Linked DNA regions of Mus musculus: regions 1 and 2 are each linked to region 3. The links are chromatin loops, found by intact Hi-C in ENCODE. Cell type or tissue: gastrocnemius. All regions are shown on one strand.

Region 1 (2,500 bases), 180 kb before region 3:
AGCTGGGGTATCTAACAGTAGTGGCTCAGTCAAACTTCAGGGTCCAGATTTGGATGTTTGGATCAGTGGTTTATAGGCATAACTTACCTTCAGATACCAGAGAGTTTCTTAGTAGAAAAAACAAAAGCAGAGCAAAGAAGTCCTGATTCTAATTTTTCCTCCTGTATGTATATGTATATGTATATGTATATGTATATGTATATGTATATGATGTATATGTATATGTATATGTATATGATGTATATGTATATGTATATGTATATGTATATGATGTATATGTATATGTATATGTATATGATGTATATGTATATGATGTATATGTATATGTATATGTTGTATATGTATACACACACACACACTGGCAAGACTGCCCTACAAATTTTGGCTTCTTTTTAGCAAGGCTCGTTACAGTATCACAGCAAGAGGTTGCCTGGATTTTCTGTAGTGTGCTCCAGTGGCTTCAGAGACGTACCCATCAGCATATACTATGTTCTTAGAAGAAGACAATGCCACATGGATGGTGTGGTCCCTAATAGAAGTGACCGTCTACCAAGATTTTACATGCAAAAGTTAATGTAAAAACTCTCAAAAGATGCCACTTTTTATAGTATATCTGAGAGTTTGAAATAGCTTGCAATTCTGTATGAAATGGTGAGAGAAATACTCAGAATAATACTAGTTTGTCCTCATAAAAGTACTTGTGTTAGCTTGGATTTAATAATAAAATACCACAGCCTTAGTGGCTTCTAAAATACATTTTCCCTCCACAGCTCTAGGGATTGGACAGGTTTTGAGTCTGCTGAGACCCCATGTCCTGGTTCCTGGGTAGCACTTTCTTGCTGTGTCATTCTCAGAGGGTAGAAAGATGAAAGTTCACTCTTGTGCCTCTTTGCTAAGAGTATTAATTTCATTGATGAAAGCTCCTTCTCCATTCTCTAAGGGTCTCTGTAGTATCCTGGCTAAGTGTGTATCTTCAGTATCCTCCACAGCCCGGGGATTTGCTTATCCCCCAGCTAGTTGCTCTATTTAGGAGAATGTGAAACACCTGTAGGATGTGGATCCTGATTGGCAGAATTAACTCACTGGGGGTGGGCCTTGGAAGATGATAACCAACCTCTGGCTCTGATCCCACTCTCTCTCTGCTGCCTAGTCAACCATGATGTGGCTGAGTCGGTTTCACCAATCTCGATGCATAATGTTCTGCTCAAGCATCTGGGGCCAAGAAATGATGAACTTCTGAAACCATGACCGAAATTAGCCTTTCCTCTTCTGTCTCTGTCAGGTATGATTACCATAGCAAAGCACAGTTCCACTTCCTAGTATTGTCACCTTGAAAGTTAGAATGGCAACATATGAATGTTCCCCTTTTACGAAACACAGATTTGTTTCCCATGCAGTAGAATCTGAATATCCTTTCTCCTCCCTCAACCACTGCCAGCTTCTCCTCACTTCCTCTCCCGCCCACACCCTTTCCCTTTCTGTCTCTCATCAGAAAAGAATGGGTTTCTAAGAGGTAACAACAAAATAAAATATAAGAAGATAAAACAAAACCATCATATTGAAGTTGGACAAGCCAAGCCAACAGAAAAATAAGAGTCCCAAAGCAGGCCCAAGAATCAGAGACCCACTCGTTCACCCAGAAGCCCCACAAAAGTATTAAACTGAAAGCTTAGGATATATGACAATAGCTTCTTGTTTAAAATTTTATTTATTTACATCCCAAATGCTGCCCCTCTTCTTGTTCCTCCTCACAGAGACTCTCCCCCTTTCACCTCCCCTTCTCCCCTGAGAGGGTTCTCCCTGTCCCTGTATCTCCACCAACCCTGGAACATCAAGTCTCTGCCAGATTAGGCACATCCTCTCCCACTGAGGCCAGACAAGGCAGCCCTGTTGGTGAACCGATACCACAGTCAGGCTACAGCTTTAGGGAGAGCCTCTGCTCCAGTTGTGGGGCTCGCATGGAGACTGGGCTGAACGTCTGCTCTGTACATGCTGGGTCCTTGTTTCAGCCTATGAGTGTTCTTTGATTGGTGACTCAGTCTCTGAGAGCTCCCAGGGGTCTAGGTTAGTCGTCTCTGTGGGTCTTCCTATGGGGTTCCTGTCCCCTTCAGGGACTTCAATCCTTTTCGCAAAAGCGTCCCCGACCTCCATCCAATGTTTGCCAGAGCGTGGCTGTGAAGCTTGGTCAATCTGCATTTAAACTGGAGCCCAGATCAGTGCCCTGGAAGCTGAACTCAGGGAGTCTAGGCTTACTCTTTGGTGAAGCACAGAAATGTAAGCCAAGTTCAGGGAGTTATTTCAAAGGTCAACGGAGAATGGAAGTAATACTTAAGATCCAAAATAGGAATCCTTACATGTCAGGCACAGATGAGAGCTTTACCAGATAACACACCCACAGATGAGTGTCCATGAAAAAGCTGTCACATGAAGTCAGACAAAAGAATGTGCATCCACTCCTGTCACTGCAAGTTCTTCTGAGATCATATGGTTTCATATTTTC
Region 2 (2,500 bases), 200 kb before region 3:
TCCCAGGAGCTCTGGCACACCCAGGATTTCAGGATCCCAGGATCCCAGAATCCCAGGATCCCAGAATCACAGGATCCCAGAGACATCTGAACTCTGAGGAGTTCTGACACAGCCAGGATCAAAGGAAGGACAGGCTCCAGTCAGACAAAGCCACGACAGGCAGCACTAGAGATAACCAGACGGCAGGAGGCAAGCGCAAGAACATAAGCAACAGAAACCAAGGTTACTTGGCATTATCAGACTCCAATTCTCCCACCATAGCAAGTGCTGGACACACCATCCCACCAGAAAAGCAAGACTCGGATCTAAAATCACTTCTAATGACAATGATAGAGGACTTTAAGAAGGACATAAACAACTCCCTTAAAGAAATACAGGAGAACACAGGTAAACAGCTAGAAGCCCTTAAAGGGGAAACACAAAAATCCATTAAAGAATTACAGGAAATACAATCAAAGAGGCAAAGGAAATAAACAAAACCATCCAGGATCTAAAAATGGAAATAGAAATAATAAAGAAACCACAAAGGGAGACAACCCTGGAGTTAGAAAACCTAGGAAAGAGATCAGGAGTCATAGATGCAAGCATCACCAACAGAATACAAGAGATGGAATCAGAGATACAAGAGACACAATCAGAAATGAAAAGGGCCTCATAACAATGAAGTATATCTTAAAATAATTATCCCGTTTGCTGAATATTAACAGTTGAAAATATTAAAACATGTTCTACAAACGTCAAACAAGAGAAAGCTATAAGAAAATATAATTTTGAGTCATACATTTTTAGAGATTTAGTTTTATTTACTTCAGAATACTCATTTGTTTTTATTTTATGTGTATGGGTGTTTATTTTACCCTGTATTTATGTCCAGTCACCATGTGGCCACAGTGTCCAAAAAGGCCAGAAGAGGGCACCATATTCCCTGGGACTAGAGGTATGTGGTTCACTCCACACTGGTCTTCTGGAATATCAGGTGGTGCTCTTGACCACTGTAACCCCATAAAAATCATGTGTACAGTTGCTGTATGTACATATGTGTACCATGCGTGTGCCTGGTGCCTGAAAGTCTCATAAAAGGGTTTTGAGACCCCTGGAACTGCAGTTATGAGTGGTTGGTGTGGGCTTTTATGAGGATGCTCAGATCCTCTGCAAGAGCAGCAAACTCTCTTAATCACTGGGCCATCTTTCTAGCCTCCATTTGTCATGCTCGCAATGTATTTTAAAGCTCTAGAGAGGGCAGAGTGCTTATACTGTAAGTGTAAGCTGCCGGGGGACATGGGCAGGAAGCATCGGAGAACCTGTTCTGCAATCATCGTCTTCCTGGAATGCCTCTTTCCCGGCTTATGAGGACAGGGGCGGGCATCAGCTTCTGGGGCTAAGCATCAGCTCCAACATTCTCAGAAATGGAGTGCCTAGCACAGCAGAAATGTGACCCATCGGCCACTGGATGTCACTCTCTGCTCATACTCCCAAGTCTGGCTGTCCTTCCAGGCTTCTGCAATGTTCTCATAAGAAACACGCCAGAGGGCAGAGGTTCACCTGTGCAGGACCCCCTCAACATGGGATCGTCTGCAGTTCCAAAGTGAAATTGATTTTTGATTCTCAGCAGCGTAGACAGAGAAGAGATGAGTGGGCTCGAGTGGGCCTTTCCCATCTAGGCACTTAGGTGGTGCTCGGACAGAGCTCTAGGATCTGTCAGTCAAGAGGCGGCAGGCTCACTTACAGGGTCACAGCTAGAATCAAGGACTGCTACTCACGTTAGGTTCACATCCGACATGGCTTGCATGTAAACAGAACACCGGAATCCCTTCATCGGAAAACAGAACAGGAAGTGCAAAAATGGGGCTCAGTGACCAGTGTGAAATTGGGCCAGCTTTTTTTCTTGGGAAGAACTTTTTAACAGCAGAGGTTACCACTTGAACCAGAAGAGACCCTAGCACCAGTTCCTTGAGGGTTTCCACCTATGTGCACGGTCTGAGAGTTCCCCCTTCCTACCTACCATGGTGACACAAGCTGCTTTGACCTCTATCTATTACTTACCCCATCATCTTTGAGCCAATGTACCTACTTATCATTTAATCAAGGTTTTAACAAGTCTGGAGCAATTTGCTACAGTCCCCGTGGGGCATCTCCTCTGGAGAGGGTATTTACTCTGTTATTCAACATGACAACATTCGTTTATCGGATGCTGTTTTCTGAGTTCCATACACTGGTAGGTTGAGCAGGGACACAGTCCATGCAGTACCCGTTACTGAAGAATTGAAGTATTTCCGTGTTGAGATCTTAAGGTAGAGGGCACCGATTGCTTTGTAGATATCGTCAGTGTGTGGAGATGGACTTGACTTTCCCATGTGGAGTAGCTTGACTTACTCAGCTACTCTGTGTCCAGAGGCAGCTTCATGAGGTCTTTGTGCCTTTGAAATAAGTCCTGTGGCAGCCTCGGGGAAGCTGTGTGAAGGCTGTTCGTGAACAGCCAAAGAGTTTTGTTTTAAAGTTA
Region 3 (2,500 bases):
CCAGCCACTGTAGGTGGCACCATCCCTGGCCTCCTACAAGAAAGCAGGCTGAGCAAGCCATGAGGAGCAAGCCAGTAAGCCGCACCCCTCCATGCTCTGTATCAGCTCCTGCCCTGAATGAACTCCTGCCCTGTTTGAGTTCCTGTCCTCACTGCTTTTGAGGATGAACTGTTCTGTGAAACTTGGGGCTAGAAAAGCCATTGAGTCACTTCTGTAAGAGCTTGCTGCAAACAGTAAAAAAAAAAAAAAAACCTGGAGGCCTAGCTTGTGCAGTGTCAGCGGGAAGAAAAGACTCTACAGGACATTTTGTGTGAAGGATCTGTAGTTTTGGTTAGCTGGGGATGAAGAACCATCTGTGATGAACAAGATACCAGAACTACTAAAGTAAAATCCTTGCTGGATACTCAATGCTGGTTGGCCAGAGCTGAGAATTTAGCCACGATTACGAAGAAAGCAGCATTGTTGGGGTAAAACTTTCGGGGGAAGTGTTTTCAAGAGATTCAGCACACAGAAGCTGTGTTCCAGACAAGGCCATAAGTTGGACCTTGCGCTGGTAGCTGAACTTGATAGTGCGCCAACAAGGAAACACTGCCTTGAGAGCCTCAGTCTGTTGGCTCAGTCTCAGATCTGATCTCTGGGCCAGAGCTTTTGGTCCGAATCTCAGCTCTGGTACTTGGTATTTGGTATTTGTATGGCATGAGCACGTGATAAACTTCTGTGTCCCGGTTTCCTCATTTGTAAATTTCAATTAAAAATCATAGACAATGCATCATATAAATGCACACGTGATTTTAATGTACTAGCAACAGTGTTTACACTGCAAAGGTTGTCATGGCAGCTGCTTGATCCATGTACATCGCTCAGAACGATGTAGGGTACATGCTGAGCTGCATAAAGTATTATTTTTGCTTTTGAATTTCGTCCGTTTCACATTGGGGGTGGGGACACATGTTTTTGTACTTAGGGGTTTTAACTTGGAAATCAGAAAACGGTTCTGGTTCTAAATAGCTGGAGCTAACCAACAACCTTGCGGGGGGGGGGGGGGGCGCCTCACCCCATCACAACCGCTTGAGGATGCTGCCCCCTGGTGGTCCTTCTCCGGGGCTTCTACCACTCTGTTTCAGTCATGCCAGAATTTTGTTTGTCTTCTCCTTCCTTTAATCTAAAGGTCAACCTATCAGCAGCTGCAGCATTCCCTCACAAGCGTTTCTCAAAACACAGTTTGTAAGTCGCAGATGTACATATGCATTTCCACCGTTTGGGTGGCAGCTAAACGTTATACTTTTGGTAGGAATGTTTAGAAATGGTGAGAAAATTATGTGTCCACTCAGAGCACCTATTATGTAATCTTTTTAATTGATACACTTGAAAATGAGGTAAGTACCTGAGGATTCAAGCAGAGTCCTCTTTAGTACTGATATAAGCATTCATATTTAAAAAAATCATTCTTATGGACTCTAGGATAAATGTCCTATTGCATACCAAAATATAGAGTTTAAAAATATTAACGTCATTACTTTGACAAAATTTCTCAGGATCAAAGAGATAAAAGTTACAATGTTTGCACTTATGCTGCACATGTGTACTCTGTTTGGTCCTGTTTTCACCTGGTCATCTGCAGTGCCCACCCCAGCAACCTCTATCTTATTTCTTCAGGAATTTTCCACAATAACAAACAAACAAACATAAAACAAACAAACAAAAACCATTTGTTTTCAAGAGGAACTATGCAAAACTCTTCCTTTTCGGTTCTTTTGCAAACTTACATGACCCTGGAAGGTAGCTCAAGGGCGGATCACCTCGTCTGGATCACCTCTGTTACACAATTCCTAGCACCAAAAAAGGCAACATCAGAAGATCGGTGAATACTTTTTTTTTTCCTTTTAACACATTTGCTATCGTTTCTGATGGAGAATAAAGAATGAGTCTGAAGTTGTTAGGCGCTCGCTCAGCCGGCTGGAAGCCCGACATTCTCTCTATGCTTCTGCTGCCCGGCATTGTGGACAGAACATTACTCAAACCACAGGCTCCAGACTCCCAGGTAACTGAAGCCAGCAGGAAGCTCTGTTTGATATCAAGTGTGTGCTTTATCGACCTTTTTGTTGTGATGGGAAGAAGGGAACCAGCTTTGCTTTTATCTTGCCCTGTCGTAACATTGCCCAGTAGGTGGAGGCTTTTTTGGTGCACTGTGGCCAAACTCTTTGATAGATGCTGAATTTGTGATCATAAATTTTCTATAATAATAATAATGATAATAATAATAATAATAAATCAATGTTCTTTCCATCACCGTTACTAACATAAAATCTTACACAGCCACGTGTTTTATTAAAGCGGATCTAAAATTCTGCATTCAGGAACCACCACATAGAAAATACAACTTAATTTTCTTTCCTAAGAGACAGAAGCCTGTCCGTCCAGGGACAAAGGCTTACATCTAACAAAGCAATTTTGAACTTTGGAGTCAACCATATAGACTTTGAGCTAAACACAGTCTCGG

Evidence for each region. Hi-C counts contacts between places; a loop is a spot of excess contacts. Peaks named below come from ENCODE experiments on the same cell type or tissue, not always from the same donor. Only the 100,000 strongest peaks of a DNase experiment are listed, where the experiment ranks them.
Region 1: a loop joins it to region 3, with 3 times the contacts of the local background. A loop is called at or near these places in 9 of 42 quality-filtered maps.
Region 2: it touches region 3 in a loop (4-fold over the local background); 30 of 42 quality-filtered maps call a loop at or near these places.

What each region holds. Positions count from the first base shown.
Region 1 is chr10:19,667,933-19,670,432 of GRCm38, reverse strand. Gm33332 (a long non-coding RNA gene) reads left to right here. Exons shown (of 4, transcript XR_380146.2): 2 at 1,151-1,282. Among named protein-coding and RNA genes, the nearest start is that of Il20ra, 43 kb to the left of the region's middle. In gastrocnemius, no CTCF peak of the experiment used is centred here; a DNase peak (open chromatin) is centred at 1,131.
Region 2 is chr10:19,692,241-19,694,740 of GRCm38, reverse strand. All of the region lies in intron 1 of Gm33332 (a long non-coding RNA gene), which reads left to right. Among named protein-coding and RNA genes, the nearest start is that of Il20ra, 19 kb to the left of the region's middle. In gastrocnemius, CTCF peaks have their summits at 890 (motif pointing right) and 1,448 (motif pointing right); DNase peaks (open chromatin) are centred at 943 and 1,440; H3K27ac peaks cover 188 bases.
Region 3 is chr10:19,490,284-19,492,783 of GRCm38, reverse strand. Gm33104 (predicted gene, 33104) reads right to left here. Exons shown (of 4, transcript NR_152784.1): 2 at 1,767-1,829. Among named protein-coding and RNA genes, the nearest start is that of Gm33104, 4.8 kb to the right of the region's middle. In gastrocnemius, a CTCF peak has its summit at 1,102 (motif pointing left); a DNase peak (open chromatin) is centred at 1,083; H3K4me3 peaks cover 475 bases; H3K27ac peaks cover 1,185 bases.